2 separate regions of the Homo sapiens genome follow, and region 1 is linked to region 2. Evidence: read pairs that join two places in POLR2A ChIA-PET (ENCODE). Cell type or tissue: OCI-LY7. All regions are shown on one strand. Each heading gives the region's core, and the rest is flanking DNA. Links, peaks and the distances in the headings are about the cores only.

Region 1 (9,987 bases), core at 1,019-9,018, 90 kb after region 2:
GAGTGAGAACAGGGTCAGTACTGGGGTGTAGGTGGAAGCTTTGCTCTTGACAGATGTTATCATTACTTTTCTTTTTTTATTTTTAAATTAGAAATGGGTTCTCACTATGTTGCCCAGGCTGGAATCGAACTCCTGGGCTCAGGTGATCTTTCCACATAGCTGGAACTATGGGTGCAAGCCACTGTGTCTGGCTTTACTTTTCTTCATTGCCTAAACAATAATTTAAGTTATATGTTAACACATAATCTTCAAACTGGTCTTATGGTATTCTGAATACTAAACATCAGTTGTTAACAGACCAGGAACTTTATCTGATTCTTTGCACCATCTCCCAGCATCTAGACTAGTGTCTGGCACCCATGAATATTAGGTACCCAGAAATGTTAACATGAATTAATTTTCCAAAAGTGGTTAAATTAGTATATCTGAAGATTAACTTACTGTAGTGAGATTTTAATCATGATCTAGCTTAAGACGAGTTTTGAAGGCAAGAACTGTCTTTTTTTAGGAGTTTTTGTATATCGTTTGGTATTTATTTATTTATTTTTGAGACGGAGTCTTGCTCTGTTGCCCAGGCTGGAGTGCAGTGGCGCAATCTTTGCTCACTGCAGCCTCTGCCTCCTAGGTTCAAGCAATTCTCCTGCCTAGCCTCCCGAGTAGCTTGCTGGGATTACAGGCATGCCCCACTATGCCCAGTTAATTTTTGTATTTTTTTGTAGAGACAGGGTTTCACCATGTTGGCCAGGCTGGTCTTGAACTCCTGACCTCAAGTGATCCACCCACCTTGGCCTCCCAAAGTGCTGGGATTACAGAAATGAGCCACTGCGGCCAGACCATTGCTTGATGTTTAATAGCAGTAGTTGGCATTTAGCAAGCAGTCATTGATAATATTGACCAATTTTATGTAATGTGAGCCTTCTAATAATTAGTGTAGTTACAAAATAATTGGAGCCATGCTCAAACTGTCAAATATTGAGAAAACTGAATTCCTGGTATTTGAAAGTGTCTAATTATTTGCGTTAATTGGTAAGCCCCTCCTGATTTTCTACTTAACCATGACACTTCTTCCGTGGCGCCCATCTTCATTCTCTTGAACATTGATACTGGAAGATTCCCAGGGTGGTCCTAGGCCTTCTCTCATTCTGTCTTGTCGATCCCCACCCCAGTCTTATTAATGCCCTTAGATCAGTTATGGACCATTTACAAATGATTGCAGAGTTTATTGTCCTAACCATGATCTCTCCTAAAGTCCAGACCTACACCTGGCTACATGACTTCTGCGCAGTCAGATGTCTAAAACCAAATTAAAGATCTTCCCTAAACCTTCTCCTAACATGTTCCCTGCTCATTAAATGGCAGAACCAGAACCCAGGAGTCACCCTTGACACCTCCTCCTCTCACCTCGTCAGATTCAGACCATCCTTAGGTGCTGGCAGTTTGACCTGTTATCACACCCCTAGCCAGGTGCCCATTGTCTCTCATTTCCACTAACTTAGTGGCCTCCTTGCCTGATCCCTGTGTCCTTTCTCCTTTGCTGTCCGTTCCAATCTGTATTAGGTGGCCAGAGTGATCATTTCCAAATGTAAATCTGATCATAACTTCCTCCCTCCAGAAAAGTAAATGTAATTTAATTTTAAGATGTTCAGATGGCTTCCATTTGGATAAAGACCAGGAAATCTTTAACATGCCTGACCGAGTCCCTGCCCGGTTGGGCCCCTGTCTGCTTCTCCAGGCCCATCTCAGCTCACACTTGCCCTTGTTCCGTGGCAGGGTTGCGTGCTTTCATTTCCTCAGACTCACTCACTGCCTTCTTCTATAGGGCCCTCACATGCTCCCTCTGCCAGGAACACTGTTTTTCCATAAAGTCAGCTCCTCGTTGTTAAAATCTTAACTCATTGACACTTCCTCAGGGAAGCTTTCCCTCATCCACCCAGACTGGCTTTGTAGCAGGGTGTCCCTACTGTCAGTGTTGTGCTTTTACATTTGTTACCTCATTTGATGAATGACTGCCTTCCCCCTAGCACCTAGCAGGATGCCTGGCATAGGGTAGACACTGCATAAATATTTATTGAATAAATGAATGAGAGGGATAATGGCATGGCATGTTCAAATTAGTGGATCCACTGTTTTTCCTGTTTAGTCAGACGTAGTTTAGGACATAGCTGAAAAGGTGTTAAATGGCAAAAGTCTAGACTATGGTGTTTCAACACTGTAGATTTGTGATAGACTCATTCAGAGGTACCTGGACTTGTAGACGTGCCTGGTGGCTCGAGTGAAATAGGACAGCTTAATGTAGTAGAGAGCAAATAGCTATACTGCATGACAACTTTATAGGTAAGAAGAGTCTGCTATGTGTATATAATTATTCTGTACTTAATAGGGAGTTAAGAGTGCGTGTGTGTATATATATGCATTTATATATTCACACATACATCTGTGAATAAATATACACATAAAGGTGTCATGCATTAATATAATTATTCTTATTTTTAAAGTTCTCAGAATGTCATCTAAACTTAAGATATCATTTTTAGAATTCTTATCTGATAACCCTACTTCATCCAAAATTCATTAATTTGATCATAATTCAACTTGGGATAAATAAAAGTTCACATTTCCATTGAAGAAAATATTTGTTAGGCAAGTACTCCATGAGATTGCAGAAGCCAAGAACCCATGTAACAAAACATTTCAAAGTTTACTGTTGGTAAGTAAACCCAGCAGCCTCTCTTATCTAGAACATGGGTTAGCACTAAGAAGTAAGAAAAAATACTCTAAGCAGCCAAAGGACCTGTAACAAAATATGTGCTTTGAAGCACTTTGATTTTACACTTAGTAGAGTTCCCAGGGCATTTGCTCAGGATTGATACTTATTTCAGATGTTGTTCATGCAGTGTTGTTCATGTGGTGTTCCTAACATGCAGCAATTAGAAGCAGCCAGTTAGAAGGGGTGGCGGTGTGAGTCCTGCAAGAGGCAGGTTCCCCAAAGGCAGCAGTGTTGGCACACCTGACAGTGAGAGGAGAGAGGGAGAATAGGACTCAAAACATTGCAGTCGGGGGCCACCTAGCATTGGTACAATTAGTTCCATCTAGGGCAGCCTCTGCCATTTAAAAATATACTCAGTGAAGTGAAGTTGGAAAGCTTGTAATATAGATTAAGGAAAATTACTATCCAAGATAGTTATAGAAAGTGTCTTGATCTTTGAAGTGGTAAACCTCTAACTGTTCTGTAAGATGTATTTCTGTAGCCTTGATGATACTGAATAAATATGTACTTTAGAATTACATAAAAATGGATGCTGCTTACCGAATGTCTTATCTATTATCTGTGTGGAGAAATCTTTTTTGTTATTGTTGACCTGAGTCATTTTATACCTTGCAGTTTCTTTAAAATGCATAATAATCACCACTACCACTAATATACTGATCTTTTCCGGTTTTTTAAAAAAAATTTTTATTTTTTTTTTTGAGACGGAGTCTTAAAGATATTTTTCTTGCTCCAAGGGTCTAGATTCTTCTTTTTTTGTTGTTGTTGAGATGGAGTTTCGCTCTTGTTGCCCAGGCTGGAGTGCAATGGCACAATCTTGGTTCACCACAACCTCCGCCTCCCAGGTTCAGGCAATTCTCCTGCCTCAGCCTCTTGAGTAGCTGGGATTACAGGCGCCTGCCACCACTTCCAACTTTTTAAATTTTTGTATTTTTAGTAGAGACAGGGTTTCACCATGTTGGCCAGGCTGGTCTTGAACTCCTGACCTCAGGTAATCCACCCGCCTCAGCTTCCCAAAGTGCTGAGATTACAGGTGTGAGCCACCATGCCCGGCCAGGTCTAGATTCTTAAATAACCAAATTTCAAGTTTTGTACAAAGATTGAAGGAAAGCTAGTCTTTAACCAGGAAGAAAAGGATTTGTTAAGAGATTATCAGCCGTATCTTTGCTGACTCATTGATACTGTGGTGCCTAAGACATCTTGGCTTTTGTGACAGAATCCTGCATACAACTTTCTCCAGGATAGTTCCTCCAGGAGGGACCCCTCTGCCAGGCACTGTGGCAGTCACATGTCCAGGCTGCATCTCTGCCCTGCTCAGCCTCTTCATCCTTGCATTCAGATCTCCATGTGGTTTAGGGTGCCCATCAGGGTAAACACTGCCATTGTCTCTTTAATTGCTGTGCTCTTACTCTTCTGGCTTTCACACCTTCAGCTTCCAATCAGTCACCAGTTCTTGTTATTGCCACTCTCCTAGTAGCCTGAGAATCCATCCAACTTCCTCCACTGCCATGACTGCTAACCCAGGGTCAGGCCACTGTCAACCCACTGTCAACCTTTTCTTCACCCTCAGAATGAAGTCCAGACTCCATAATGCAGTTCAGAAACCCTTAGGACTCAGGCTTCTGCTCACTTTCAGCAGCCCCTCAGAATGGTCTGCTCCCGTCATTTCAGCATCGTGCTCAGTTTTAGTCCCTCAACTGACCGTTCTTCTTTTTTTTTTTTAAAGAAAACAATTTTTATTTAAAAATTTATTTTATAAGAAGTATTGGCATGAATACATAGATAAGGCATTTGAAATGGCTTCTCTGGTTGGACTGTTGACCAGCTGAATTCCAGCTCTGTCCTGCAGCTGATCACCCTTCTTTCTCGGCGTGCCCAATGCTCTTACCTCTATCTAGAATACTCTTTCCAGCTCCGTGGTGAGGTTTTGTTTGTTTTGTTTTTATTCTCTTTGCAATAAAGAATTATTGGTATTCCACTAAAAAATAAATGTGGCTTTGTAGAAATCAGTGCTGTACTGTGAATTCTGCCGAGCTCTGGTTTAACAAGTTCCTCGATATCTGAGTTAGATTTGCTACTTTTAAGCCTTTTTAGTTTTTTTCTCTATCATTGTACATGTAGTCAGGTCTTTCTGAACGACAGTGTTCACAAAGAGATGTTTGTAAAGCACACATTATTGTAAAGTGAATCAGATTTTCTTATTTTGTGTTAAAAGCTCAGAGATGTGGTCTCAGGGAAAAAATGTTGCTGCCAACCTACATATTACTGTCCTTGAGAATAATCCGAGACCTTCACAGGTCAGACAACAGATGTGCTCAGATACTTCAAGCAGAGAGCTTGATGACGATGTAAGCATCACAAGATTTATGTCAGCTGCTGGACCTCCACAGACAGGGTCCCAGCAAGCTGACAGGTTGTAGGTGAGCAAGCACGTTAGATGTGCAGGTCACTCACATCCCTTTTTGTGGGATCAATGGATGTTCTTTCCTGAGAAATGAAAGGGCAGATGAGTAAGCATGCTAGAGCATGTGTCTTCAGTCCTGCTGTCACTCCTGAGGAGATGTCCATGCCTTCAAGAAACACTCAGAGCTGCCAGCCAGGCACCAAGGTGCTGGGGACACAGCAGGAGGGAAGTCTCCATCACTTGCCTGTGGAGGAGCTTACCTGATGACAGACAGTGCAGGCCCCCGTCCACTGTGAGTCGGGGAGGCATCAGGAGGCTTTTTTGGGAAATGTGAGGTGGAGCACCAAGCCAAGTCCCGATAAACGTGGAGGAATGAACCAGGTGAAAGGAACTTGCAAGGAGGTTTTGTGGCCTAGGGGTGGGTGGAGAACACACAGGCCCAGAAATCAGCAGTCTTAGGATGGCATGGAGGACTGCAAGTGTAGTTCAGGTAACTCGGCCAGAGTGGAGGCAGGGTCCAGGGACCAAGCTGGGACACGATTTCTGGCTCTGGCCAGAGAGAGAGCCACGCAGAGCTCTCTGCCTCGTATTGCCCCCACTGGCCAATCCTTGAATCTCAGCGCTTAGGACAAAATAAAAAAGCCTTTGTAATTTGACAGGTAACCACAGAGTGTTAGGAAGTGGGTCAGGAGGCCCCAAGAAGGATTTACATCAGAGCTGGGACAAGACAGTCTGGGGTCACAAATCTGGGAGCTGTGGCTTTTGTACTTCAGTAGCTCCATGTAGTTTCAGAGGTTCACAGATTGGGAAGTGTTCTCATGGCAAAATGAATTCCATCCACTGTGGTCCTGAATGTGGTTTTGGAACTACATGTTTCCATTTCAGAGACCATGCACTGTAGTGATTAAGAACCTGGGCCTTGCTGGGTGCCGTGGCTCACGCCCGTAATCCCAGTACTTTGGGAGGCTGAGGCGGGTGGATCACCTGAAGTCAGGAGTTCGAGACCAGCCAGGCCAACATGGTGAAACCCCGTCTCTACTAAAAATACAAAAATTAGCCGGGCTTGGTGGTGTGTGCCTGTAATCCCAGCTTCTTGGGAGGCTGAGGCAGGAGAATCACTTGAAACTGGAAGGCAGAGGTTGCAGTGAGCTGAGATCGCGCCACTGCTCTCCAGCCTGGGTGACATGACGAAAACTCCATCTCAAAAAAAAAAAAGAACCTGGGCCCTAGGAATTAGACCTGTTAGCTACTTGGACCCCAGGGAAGTCACTTCTCTGAACCTTGAATTTCTTGTCTCTAAAATGGGGTCGTTGGTGGTATAATGAAGCACCATTCTTGATCCAGAAAAGTATTCAGTTAATACTAACTGTAGATAATACTCTTGCAAGTAACTGTCTATGCTCACTACTTAAACCTTTAACCTTTTAGAATGAGGTTAAGAGCCTCCCCCAAGGTTGCTGTGCTACTTATCACTAGGTTAGCAAAGGCGGTTTGTGTAGATAATACATCATCTTGATAACAATACATTTTCCCCTGTTATTTTGAAATGATTTACTAGAAAAATAGAAAATGGCAACTTTCAAAATTCTGTGATATGGGATAAAGCATCTCCTCAGGGTTCTTATCTCTGTGACCTAATGCAGGTTTCTTGGTCTTCTTTTCTCATCTGTGAAAAGAAAAGGTTGGTTTACATAATCTCTCAGTTCCATTCAAGCTCTAGCAACTCTCCAAAAATTTAACTTGGAAATTACTTCTTGTGGCTAAATTTAGCTGTAATTATTGAAACAACAATTAGTTTTTTGAACTTAGAAACTCTTGGAATTTTAAACCTGGGTAACAACTATAAAGAGAAATGCAAATGAAAAGCAACAAAAGCTTAGAAAAAAGAAATCATGTTTGTCAAGCAACATTAAGTGATGAGAAAATCTGTTTTTTAAAAAGCGTAATAACTGCTAGGAGAATATTATTTTGCAAATTGGAGAAAATAAATTAGGTCAAAGTCATTAGCATGTTTGTGTTTAGCAAATACTACCTTAGGGGGCAGTTTTTAAAGTAACTTTAATTTTTTGACAACTTTGCTATTAAAAGCTATCTTTTTCTTCTTAATGTTAATTGTATAAAGAAGGGACATTTTTGGATATAACCTCTAAAAAAGCTTCTTCTTTGACTTCTTCTTGTGTTTATTTATAAAGACCTTTTTGTAAATAAACATGTATGCATCTTTTTTTTTTAAGTTAAAAATGCATCGCTTGGTAACAATCATATTGCTTCCTAATTGTGAAAATTTACATTTAATTATATTTTGGGGGTTTTTTCATGTAATTTGGATAGAGTTGACAGCTACTAGAAAATGCAACTGCATTTCACTATTCTATTATTTTGGGCTCAAGTTCTAAAAAATTATGACTTTCAAATAGACTTGGAATAAGACTGTTTAACTGATTTAATCATTGTAATTGCACCAACTTGAATCGTATTCACAGAAACCACCTTGCCTATTGCTGTTTTTCTTCTTTTTTTTTTTTTCCTCTTTTTTCTGAGACAGGGTCTCACTCCTTCACCCAGGCTGAAGTGCAGTGACATGATCATGACTCACTGCAGCGTCAACCTTAGCGGGCTCAGTGTATCCTTTCACTTCAGCCTCCTGCGTAGCTGGGACCACAGGTGCATGCCACTGTGCCCGGCAAATTTTTTTTTTTTTTTTTTTGTAGTGACAGAGTTTCGCCATGTTGCCTAAGCCGGTCTCCAACTCCTGGGCTCAAGCAGTCCACCCGCCTTGGCCTCCCAGAATGCCAGGCTTACAGGTGTGAGCCACCATGCCGAGCCCGCATTGCTGTTTTTTATACACTGAACTGAAACTGTTCATAATTCATTGCAGAGCACACGGACATTCAGCAGTAATTATTTTTTGTCTTGGATTCCTGGTAGTAAAGAATGCTTGATCCTTCCTGCTTCTGCCCCAACCCATGCTAGTTCTTACTGTTGTGATCAGTTATTAGATATTTATTTGGGGCACTTACTCTGTGCTGCTAGCACGTGATTTCCAGATAAGGCTGTGATCAGGAATAGAGCAAAGTCTTGAATCTTGGTCACCTCAGCACCATTCTCTAGGTAGTTGTGACTGATGGTGATAACTGGCTGTAGGTTTTGTTACCAGTAAATAAGGCAGCTAAGCTGTCATCTGCACAATGCAAACTGAAATCATCCTGCAGTTTTTTAAGTGGATAGTAGGACATTCCCTCCATTGCAAGATGATTTGCTAGGAGAGTTTTAAATAGTGCTGAAGACACACGAGAACAAAGCCTTCCCTTTTTGAGCTCAGGTCCAAAAAAGCAGTTTTGGCATTAAAGAGAAAAGGTTTATGCTCAAGAACTTCTTGCTTTTTCTTCTCCCTCTTACTTCTTGGACTAAGTGTTGGTGATAAGATACAAAACCGTTGGTGTCTGAAGTACCTCTGAATCCAGCAGCCTTCTAAAGAAATGTTATCAGAATTATATTGTGTAATATAATGCTTTCTTCTTGTTGAGGATGCCCCAGAATACCGATAGATGTCACAGATTTTGCAGATTATAATTGTGAATTTAAAATTTAAAATGTCATATATTTTAATTACTAAAAACAAATTAGTAGACATTTCTTATCTGAGTAGAAGATACTGTTGGCCATAACCTAATCCAAAATGAAATTTTTTTTCCCCAAGTTCCGTCTCTGTTTCTTGTTTTACTTTCCCTCTCTCTTTCTTAAACACATACATATACTACCTACCCCACCCCCATGCATATACAGGTCTTTCTAAATTACTGCCTTTTCACTCCACATGACCAAGTTGTTTTGGGACTTGGTGTTCCAGGTTCAGTAAGCCTCTTACACTGGGTTCTGTGCTATAGAAAAGTTGCTATAGTGCTGGTACACACACATTTTCCTGTAAATTTCTCAGTTCTTTATTTAAAAATAAATATTTTATAAATCATTTATTGAGCATTGATAGGGTTTGTGTGTGTAATCAGATGCTGTCCTTCTGCTTTATACTTTGGATTACCTGTACTGTACTTTTTACACCTAGTCTGACTTCCTGTCCTTATACTATTGGGTTACTTCTGCCCCAGCTGTATCATTTTGTGTGTATTTAGAGCACATGAGCTAAATCTTATATTGGTTAAAGAGTTTAAAAATCTGTCACAAAATTTTGCCCAAAGACAGAAAATTTTATGTTGTCATTTACTGTTTTTTTTTTAAATACCTAGTCTAGGATTGATTTTTTTTTTTTGTAATGCACTATGAGAGATTGCCTACATTAAAAGCATTGGTAACAGCACGTAAATGTTTTGTAAGAAGTTTCTGCGTAAGGAATATAATATATTTAAAATGTTAATTCATTCCCATATGCTTAAGTAGTCATGTGTGTCAGATCTTTTCAAGTACAGTGTTCTTGCATTAAAATAGCCTAGAAATTTTATTTCTGCATTCCAGTTCTGTCTTCTATAACTTTTTTTTAACCCGTGAAAATGGGATAAAATGTTGGGTTTTTTTTTTTTTTTTTTAGGATCATGTGTGTGAATTTGAGGTTCAGAGACTGCAGTCACTGCAGAGACCTGAAAGCCATTACTGTCTGTCCTCTGTGATTATATGTGTCCCCTGTGATTCCCACCTGCAGGATTAGGAATGGGAGGGAGAGCAGGGGGTAGAAAAGGGAAGGTGGCAGAATCCATCGCAAACCAGTGAACTCCAAAACCTAATCAGGCTTCTTTCTAGGCAGATTCTATGAGAGACGAAGACAGACCACAAAAAACCTAGCCCTAATTTTTTTTTAACCCAT
Region 2 (9,987 bases), core at 1,005-9,004:
AGTTGATGGGGGCAGCAAACCAACATGGCACATGTATACCTATGTATCAAACCTGCACGTTGTGCACATGTACCCTAGAACTTAAAGTATAAAAAAAAAAAAAAAACACCAGTGCCAGGGCTCCACCCTTACAGATTCTGGCTTAACTTGTCTGGAGTAGGGAGTATGTCAGGGAATGTTTTTAATGCTCTGCAGGTGATTCTTCCATCCAGCTAGGTTGAAAGCAGTGCCTCTCAAACTCTAACATGCATATGAATCCCTCCGAATCTTGCATAACATGCAGATCCTGATCTAGTAGGTCTGGGTGGAGATTTTGTGTTTTAAACTAGCTCCAGATGATACCCAAGCTGTTTGTCTGCAGGCCGTATGTCGTATGTCGAGGTATTAGAGAATGGGAAAAGTGTCAGAGCTCTCAGCAGGTGAGCCCTCCCTCACCAGGGCAGACCCCACCCACCGCAGAGCTGTGGCTCTGCCTTAGCCTTCTGTCAAGTTGAGCAGACACTTCCAGAGCTCAAAGATGGCCTTCCGAGTTAGCTATGGAAATAAGCAACAGTCCAAATAGTCCAGTAAGGCCTCAAATAAATCAGGGTGACACCAATGGGAATACAAGAGTGAGTGAATAAGAGTCAAGCAATGAAGTTTTTTTTTTTTTTAAATCAGCCTTTGTTTTGCTTTGGCTCTGTGTGTTTGTGGGGAAACTCCAGTGAGTAGAGGCTTAGCCCTGTCTTCTAGAGTAAACAAGGGCAGTGGGTGAGGAAGAGGGAGGCTGGGGAAGGAGGGCTCCGTACATGCAGAGTGGTGCAGAACACACCCCACGCTCTAAATAAAAACCTTTTCAGACCTAAGCCTTGGCCACTTCGCGATTGGACTATGAGGGCCTCCTGCAGTGACTGCCACTCTTGTTTTGTCTTCTTCAGATACTGCTTTCCTCATCTCCCTGCCCTGATCAGAGATATCCTGCAAAATGAACTCTACACTCTGTGTGGCCATCAGATCTGTGGATCTGCGTGATCCCTCAGCCTTACCTCCCAGGACCTTCTTTTTTCTCCTCCGAAGCACAGGGGTCAGCTCCTCACCAGGGCTTTCAGCCCAGCTTCCCCCTGCCTGGAATAGTCTCTCTTTCACATATCCAATTACTGAAATTCTCCCACCCTTCCAGGCCCAGCTCCAGTCCGGTCTTGTCCTTCAAGCCATTCCTGGTCCACCTGCCGCCACTCTTCCTGGGCACTTCTAGAGCATTTCCTCGTTGTCTATGGCTTTAACATGCCATGTTTCTCCCAACTTAGCACCTTTTCATGAGAATATGGTGTCTCTCCCTAATCCCATCATAAACTTCTGGTGGTAGAACTGTACCTTATACTTCCTTGTATCTCCTCTACCTAGTGTAGTTCTTTGCAAATAATAGATGCTCAGTAAGATTTGTCACATATTTATCAAAGAGCTCACCACAACTAATGAACCTGAGATTCCCATAGGAAAGAGAGGTCCTTAGGAGTTTGCACTTACAGACATGACTTCCCACCAAAAAGTCCCCACCCCCTCAATGCCTTAGGTCCCTCTCTACTCTGGGTGGGTTTTGCCCTTATGTGGCACCCGGAAGTCCCTGCTCTGGATTCCCTCAAAGCCCTGTGTTTTTGCCTCCAACAGCCCTCATGCCTAGACCATCCCTTGTGCTGAACGTGCACCTAATTCAACACCCTAGTCTTCAGACCCGTGCAATTTTCACTCCCTGTAAGGAAGTCAAAGGTCCTTCCAGAATCAGTCTGGTCTTCAGTCTGTTCCTCTGAAGAGAAAAACAATAGGGTGTGGTCAGGAGAAAAATAGAGTCCCAGCCAAACAAATGTCTCCTGGAAAAACCACTCATGCAGCTAGAACAAACAGGTATGGTCACTCCACTAGCTCTGGGCAGAACTCTGCACTGATTCAAGGCTGTTGATAGAGACATTGGAATGCTATCCAATGCCGTCTATCCAGGGACCACCATCAAACATCTCTATAGGGGAAAAACTTGTCCAAAAATAAATAAAAACGATGGAAACTTTGAATGTGATCATTAGAGTGCACCCATGGGAACTTTGAATGTGATCATTAGAGTGCACCCATGGGAATACTTTGAAAGCAGAACCTTCCTGAAGGGACCTCAGGAATGTCTTAGTGTACTGGCAGCTCCTGACAAACGGCAAAAGAGAAATGAGATGCCTTTGCCACACATTTCTGTTTCTCCCCCTGGGCTCCATGCACAAAGGCCCTGCTCCTTTCTGCCCCAGGACACGGCCAAAAATGCTGCCCTTGCTCACACATGACTTGTCTTAGCCAGGTTCTGTATTGGCTTTAGTCACTGAAGGCTGCTCTGATTCCTCCCCCACTCCCTCAAGGTCCTCATTTATTTATTAAGCTAGATTTCTCCCAGGTCCCATTCCTCTGGCATTACATGGAGGGAAGAGTGTTAAATTCAGTCAAGGTTGAGGAGGGAGGAAAAGACTTTGCAATTAAATTGCTAATTAAGGAAGTACCAACCTGAAGAAGCTAATTTGCACTGACCTATTTAAAATATCTAGCAGCAGATCATGCATGAATTGAGGTACAGCCCTTTTATGCGTCAGCCAACTGGCTTTCTTTCAGAGCAGCAGCTATCAATAATTCCATGCTGAGGACCATCTGATAGGAAATCAACCACTGGCCCCTGGAATGCCAGCATTCCCCACTGCTCTGTTTTCCCAGTTGTCAGCTCTGTTTATAAATTGTCCATTTATAGCAAATCCAGCACCTGCTATGAACACCTCATCCTGCCAAGTGTTGGAGTGCATCTCAGAAAGAGCCACTATAGACTTTTTCAGTTCCTTTTAACCTTTTCCCAACCCGGGAGTTTGAATATTTGCATAGGAATTCTGAAGGAGGACTTTTTCAGTGCAGAAAAGTCTAGATCGTCTATTAAAAGTTAGCATTTTGCTCCACTTTAAAAAGAAAGAGCAAATTATCATTCTCTTGGGAGATACAATGCTCTCTTTCTGAACAAGTCTGACATTGGGACACATTTAAAACAACCTCTGAAAAATTCAGCAGGGTCAAAATGCTCTGGAGAAGACTTAGGGGGGCTTTCTTTTGCACTCGATTATGCAGCTTTTTAGCTCACTGTCAACACTGAACAGATAATGCAGCCTGCTGCTTAAAACCGTTATGTAAAATATATTAAAAGATACCTTCCAGTGTTGGAAACCCAATATATGACCTAGTTTGAGTTTCTTCTTGCCAATCATCCATTTGCAAAGTGCCTAGATTAATCCTCAAAGTTCCTCTCCCAATATGCTTCTGTTCATTTTGTTCGTTGCAAAATAAAAATAAAATAAAATATGGCACACATGGAATATTCATGGAGTATGGGCTCATGGTTTGTAGAGGATTGTGAAGGTCAAACCAGATGCTATGGCAGACAGAAATTGGCTGAGTGGTCTTGGGAAGATGGGACAAGCCTTGATGCTTCAGTTTATACATTCCCACAGTAATCCTTCTCAAGAATAAGATTGTCACCCTTTTAAAGCCACAGAGGGAGACCCTGATTAAGACCACGTGGCAAAGGCAGCTGAGCTGGGTGGGCAGCATTCCTGATCCCTGGTTCTGCAGTCAGCCAAGTAGGCGGCCCCATATTTTTTATGAGAGGACTCAAGGGTTTAGTATTTCTTTAAAAAAAAAAAAATTAAGGTACCTGGATGAAAAAGAATCTGTGAAAGGTTATTGTTACTAATGGTCCAGTAAAGTCAGGCCATGAGATCAGAAAAAACAGAAGTGATTTAAAACATAGAATTAGAGGGCACGAAATGAAACACCCTACAAACGCTTCGCTTTGGGCAGTGTGTTTTCCTCTGCTAGGGCCTGGGTCCTTAGCATTCCAGTCTGGGGTGGCTTGTAGCTTTGTGGTGCAGTTTGTATAGATTAAGCTAATTTTGGAGGACACAGGCATCAATTATTTCTTTCCAAAATAGAATTGTGCTTAATCAATTACATGTCACTCCAATGCAAATCTTCCTTGCTTACTTTTTGGTCATTCGATGGCCATCTGTTTTACCAACCTGGATTCTTTCACTCATCACACAAGTCAGGCCCCATTACTTGAGATGATCTCTGAGATGCCCCTGCTGGAGAAAGGCATGTGCAAATTAAGAGACTACAAATCAGTTTGAAAACTCAACGACTCCTTCCCATAAATCTGTGTCCTTAATATTAAAAATCATTTGGAGGTGCTGAAAAGAAAGAGAACTGATAGCTACAGAAAACAACAGCCCTACTCACTTCAGGGCACAGATTAGTAGTCAAGAGGGGTTATGCAGATCTAAATCCATATTCTGCTACCAAAAATAGAAAAGAGGAAATCTTTGAAGCCAAAGAAGGCCTAAGAATAACTGTCAGCAAAGAGCTAGAGCCACATGGACAGGAAGCAACGCTCAAGTGGCAGTTCTGTGCTGCCTTTTTCTTCCTCCCCAGTAGCTTTTCACATTCATTCTGTTTAAAAGATAGCTTTCAAAGGCTTCCTTCAACTTGAACACGTACGCCTGCACAGCCGGCCTTTCCACAGCAGCCTGGGGGCCGGCATTGAGCATCGCTTCCACACAGTCCTTGGGTTTAGTGTTATTTCCCCCCACGGATCATTTCAATCTGTTTAAAGCTGAACAGTGAACTCTTCATAGACCACATTGCACAGAGAACCCTCAATAGGAAATGATCAGCTGAGCAAACATTCATTTCTTGTTTTGCTTTTAATAATTTTGTTTCAACCCAACCTAGTCTTCATCCTTTTTTCAATACTCAGGAAACTGCAACAAACCAATAAAGTTTATTTTATCTCATGTGCCTTAAATGACACTATAAAAACATGCATTTGGATATGTCCTATAAAAGATATTCAAGTTAGGAGAGGTTCTTTGGAAACACAAGGGTGAGAGACCTTTGGAATGGCCCATGGGGTGGCTAGAGAGGGGCAGAGGGCAAGAAGGGTTACAGGAAGGGGACCAGTTGATGGGTGGTGATGAGGCGATTTGAAGTCCAAATAATGGAAAAGTGGAGGTGAAGGATAAAGGAATAAGAAAGACATTGAGGAAGACAGGGCAGGGCCTCTTCCAGCCCATACAGCACCTTCGTACAAGTTAGAAAAAGGCACCACTTCCTCTGAGCACACACAAACCCATGCAAGAGTGCATGGCTAGATGTCAGCCTGTGCTCTTCCCTTCAGCCAGGTAATCTTCCAGAAGGCACAGCTTGCATGATACCATACATGGGGGCCCAGGAAAAAATGTGGGTAAGAGATTGAAAGGCCAAAATGGGGAACTTTAGAAGTACTGGAAGGAAAAAAAAAAAGTCATGGATGCTTCTGGTAGCATACAGGAAATCCTGTTTGAATCATAGAGCTTTGCTGGTGGGTGAGGGGCGGGGAAGAATGGTTGGCAAAATTGGTTTCTCCAAAGTAGCTATCCCGCTGAGCAGTTTATCTTTGTCATATTTCGTAGGATGAATGTAATGTTCATTTCAAAGGAACTTTGTGTTAATCATATCAATATCTAATGAATAACTTCCAGGATTAATACAATTTATGTTTATTTGTCAGGATGAAGATCTGTGCTTAGATACAAACTGCTCTGACTCATAAGCTGAGCGTAGCTCTTAACTAAGACACAAGAACATCTGAGCTTCATATGATGAACAGTTGGGGATTCTTAACTGCTTTTATCTCAAAATTCTTGAATGTTTTACTGAAACAAACTTAAGCCAAAAGAAAAAAGATAATAAATAACCCCCATCATTGAGACAGGTTGTTCTTCCAAGGTCATAGCTTCCGTTGTACTATAAACCCTTACCAATCTATTCAGGTTAGGGCCATGATTTATATCACAGTTGGCAAAATTGATATGCAAACAATACATATATATTAAATTTGTGGCATGCAAATATTAAAACTATTTGGGGTCAAAACTTCCCCTGGCAAAACTAAAGGTGATGAAATATTAATTGCGTGTTAAGCACCTTTTATTGCATATTAAATTGGAAGTTCTCTGGTAATGGCTGAATAGAAAACCCCACTGAGTACTCTGTCTGAAGTTTATTGGGGTTTTTTGTTTGTTTAGTTTTGTTTTAACTAAATGTCCCTGCACCGGCTCTGCCAGTGGCTGTCATTATTAACCACGCTCTTGCTCAGGGTGTGGGCCTTCATTCCATCACTGTTTACGTGACAATTTACAGATTTTACAGTTCCTCAACAACTGTGATATGGACCGTTTCATTAAATTCTCAGAACAGCCCTTTGAAGTAACTATGGTTTTGTCATCATCCTATGGTAGATGAGGAAATTGAGAATTTAGACAAGCTCAGAGACTCGTCTGAGACTATCCAAGCAGTGAGTGATAGAATGAGAACTTCATCCCAGGCCTTCTGGCTCAAATCAGTGATCTTGCTAATATAACAGCCCTCTGGTTTAAACTAAGACGTCTACTCAGAGCCTTTTGCATCAAAGACAGGTTTGTCTACTTCTGGGATGACAAGTATTCAACCTGACTGGTGGGAGGGTGAGCAATGACCTATTCTGACAACCTCAATGACTTAGATTTTGAATATCTAGTTTACCACTCTAAAGATTTTGTTCTATAAAACTATACTCTCTGTTGCAATTGACCCAGAGCATAACAGTCATCTTAAAAATTTGATCAAGTCCATGGAATTATAAAAGCCAATACCAATATTATCAAAAATCATATTTTATTTAAATTATAGATTCGGGGGTTCCATGTACAGGTTTGTTACATAGGTGTATTGCATAGTTCTGGGGTTGGGTTCTGGTGAACCCAAGTAGTAAACCTAGTACCAAATAGGTAGTTTTTCCAGCCCTTCTCCCCTTCCTCCCTCTCCCCTTTTGGAGTCCCCAGTGTCTATTGTTTACCTCTTTATGTCCATGTGCACCCATTGTTTAGCTCCCACTTATTAGTGAGAACACATAGTACTTGGTTTTCTATTTCTGCATTAATTCACTTAGGATAATGTCCTCCAGTTGTACCTATGTTGCTGCAAAGGACATGATTTCATTCTTTTTATGGCTGCATAGTATTCCATGGTGTATATATACCACATTTTTTTCTCTTTTTTTTCTTTTTGAGAGCGAGTCTTGCTCTGTCACCCAGGCTGGAGTGCAGTGGCACGATCTCGGCTACTGCAACCTCAGCCTCCTGGGTTCAAGCAATTTTCCTGCCTCAGCCTCCTGAGTAGCTGGGATTATAGGTGCCCACCACCATGCCTGGCTAATTTTTGTATTTTAGAAGAGACGGGGTTTTACCATGTTGGGCAGGCTGGTCTCAAACTCCTGACCTCAGTGATCTGTCTGCCTCAGCCTCCTGAAGTACTGGGATTACAGGCATGAGCCACCACGCTTGGTCTATGTACCACATTTTTTAAATCCAATCCACCACTGGTGAACACTTACATTGATTCCAAGCCTTTGATATTTTGAATAGTGCTTTGATAAACATAACAGTGCAGGTGTCTTTTTGATGAAATGATTTCTTTTCCTTTGGCTAGGTACCTAGTAATGGGATTGCTGAGTTGAATTACTATTCAGTTCTATTTTCAGTTCTTTCAGAAATCTCCATACTATTTTCCATAGGAGTGGAGCTAATTTACATTCTCATCAACAGTGTATAAGTGTTCCCTAAAAATTATGTTTTAAATAGAACAGGTTTTTTGTGGTTTTATTTTGGTTGTCTTTGGCTGATTTAGGAATGTTAGAAAGTGTGATGTTCATTTTAACGTGAAAACACTTAAGTTTAAAGCAGATCTTGCAGACTACTTACGGTCTAGGCCAGTTCTAAAGGTGCGTCTATAGTTGATCAGTTCTTATTTGTTTGAGCACCAGCATCTAGGTGAAAGGACAGCCTAGTGTGTTGGCTCCCCTTCTAGATCAATAACTTGGGTGTTAGAGGCTAAGAATAAGGTCCTTCTTCATGCAGTGCTCTGCCACATATGTTTTTGGAGAAATAAGACATTAACTGATTTCAGTTAATAACAGCCTCTGGGATATCTGCTTCTCTAACAACCTATCTCTCTCAATCCTAATTCAGATTCCCAATTAAAAATGAAAAACTATTTTTAAAAATTAAAAATACCTTTCTATTTGTCATTGCAGGTGCCTGGAACCAATTTGGCTCCAGAATGTAATAGTTTCACTGACAAAACAATTTGAGAATGTTTTAAGGCTAAAGCTGGCAATGATCCATTAGAAGGCCTGTTTCCTAGAAATTCAGCCATGTGATCAAATGACGACACTAGACAGTCAAACTCATTCATCATCACAATATTTTTTTACAATAAAAACAGTAGCCCTTAGAATTTATCTAGTGGAAATGAGACATATAGTGTAACCAAGTAACTAGTGATAGTTCCAATAATAAGCTCTTTGCTGCTTATACACCTCAGTCATGTTTAGGTTACACTGTTAAACATTATCATTTTCCAATCTGCTCTATGACACCAGCAATTCCACTTCTAGTTTTCTACCCTAGAAAAATGTGTGTGTGAGAGAGAGACATGCACAAAAATGTTTGTGGCCATGCTGTTTATTTTTTAAACCTTAGAAACAATTAACTTCTTAAGTAGACAACCTAACTGCCCCTCATTTTAGAAATGGATTTAAATACTGTGAATCAACGTGAAGCAGCGTATTAAAAAAAAACAACACCCCTCAGAAGTGGAGAATATTTGTAAATCATATATCTGATAAAGGATTACTATCCAGAATATATAAAGAACTACTACAGCTCAACAGCAATAAACAAACAAACAAACAAACAAACAAACAAACCAAAATAACTCCATAATTTAGAACAGGGCAAACGACTTGAATACATATCCTCCAAAGAAGATATACATATCAGCAAGAAGCACAGAAAAAGATGCTCAACATCACTGATAATTCAGGAAATACAAATCAGATACCATTTCACACCCGCTAGGTTCTGAGAGAGAAAGAACAAGATAGAGAGAGAGAAGAAAACAAATGTTGGTGACAATGTAGAAAAATTAGAGACCTTGTGAATTGCTGGTAGGAATGTAAAATGGTGCCCCACTATGGAAGACAGTATGATGGTTCCTCAAAAAGTTACGCATATAATTGCTGTATGATTGTGCAATTCCATTTCTAGGTTTATACCCAAAAATTGAAATCAAGGACTCGAACAGATATTTGTACACCAGCATTCATAACAACATTATTGACGACAGCCAAAGTGTGAAGACAACACAAATGCCTATCAATGGATGAATGGATAAACAAAATGTGGTATATGCATGCATGCTTTAGAATTTTATTCAGTCTTTAAAAGGAAGGAAATATTTTGATGCATGCCATATTATAGATAAACCTTGAAAGCATTATGCTAAGTGAAATAACTGAGACACAAAAGAACAAATATTGTATGATTCCACTTATATGGGGTACCTAGAACAGCCAAATTTATCAAGAAAGTAAAATAGTGTTTACCAAGGGTTGCTGCAAGGAGGATGAAAAGCAATTGTCTAACAGCTACAGAGTTTCAGTCTGGGATGATTTAAAAAATTGTGGAAATAAATAGTGGTGGCCAGGCATGGTGGCTCATGCCTGTAATCCTAGAACTTTGGGAGGCCGAGGTGGGTGGATCATTTGAGGTCAGGAGTTCGAGACCAGCCTAGCCAACATGGTGAAATCCCATCTCTACTAAAAATATAAAAATTAGCCGGGCATGGTGGCAGGCGCCTGGAATTCCAGCTACTAGGGAGGCTGAGACAGGAGAATCCCTTGAATTCAGGAGGCAGAGGTTGCAATAAGCCAAGATCCAACCATTGCACTCCAGCCTGGGTGACAGAGTGAGACTCCATTTCAAAAAAAAAAAAAAAAAAATAGTGATGATGTTGTACAACAATCTCAATGTACTTGATAGTACTGTTGTATACTCAAAGAGACTTAAAATGGTAATTTTT

Evidence for each region. Peaks named below come from ENCODE experiments on the same cell type or tissue, not always from the same donor. Only the 100,000 strongest peaks of a DNase experiment are listed, where the experiment ranks them.
Region 1: POLR2A ChIA-PET joins it to region 2 with 21 read pairs; 5 of 35 experiments call an interaction of 5 or more read pairs at or near these places.

Annotation. Positions count from the first base shown.
Region 1 is chr5:56,821,491-56,831,477 of GRCh38, forward strand. All of the region lies in intron 1 of MAP3K1 (mitogen-activated protein kinase kinase kinase 1), which reads left to right. Among named protein-coding and RNA genes, the nearest start is that of MAP3K1, 11 kb to the left of the region's middle. RefSeq lists an enhancer at 3,874-4,384. In OCI-LY7, for the core only: a CTCF peak has its summit at 5,776; DNase peaks (open chromatin) are centred at 5,771 and 7,845; H3K4me3 peaks cover 989 bases.
Region 2 is chr5:56,731,913-56,741,899 of GRCh38, forward strand. No RefSeq gene overlaps it. Among named protein-coding and RNA genes, the nearest start is that of MAP3K1, 79 kb to the right of the region's middle. RefSeq lists an enhancer at 4,673-4,722. In OCI-LY7, for the core only: CTCF peaks have their summits at 4,124 and 4,340; DNase peaks (open chromatin) are centred at 2,309, 2,559, 4,409, 5,169 and 1 weaker place; H3K4me3 peaks cover 2,919 bases; H3K27ac peaks cover 4,381 bases.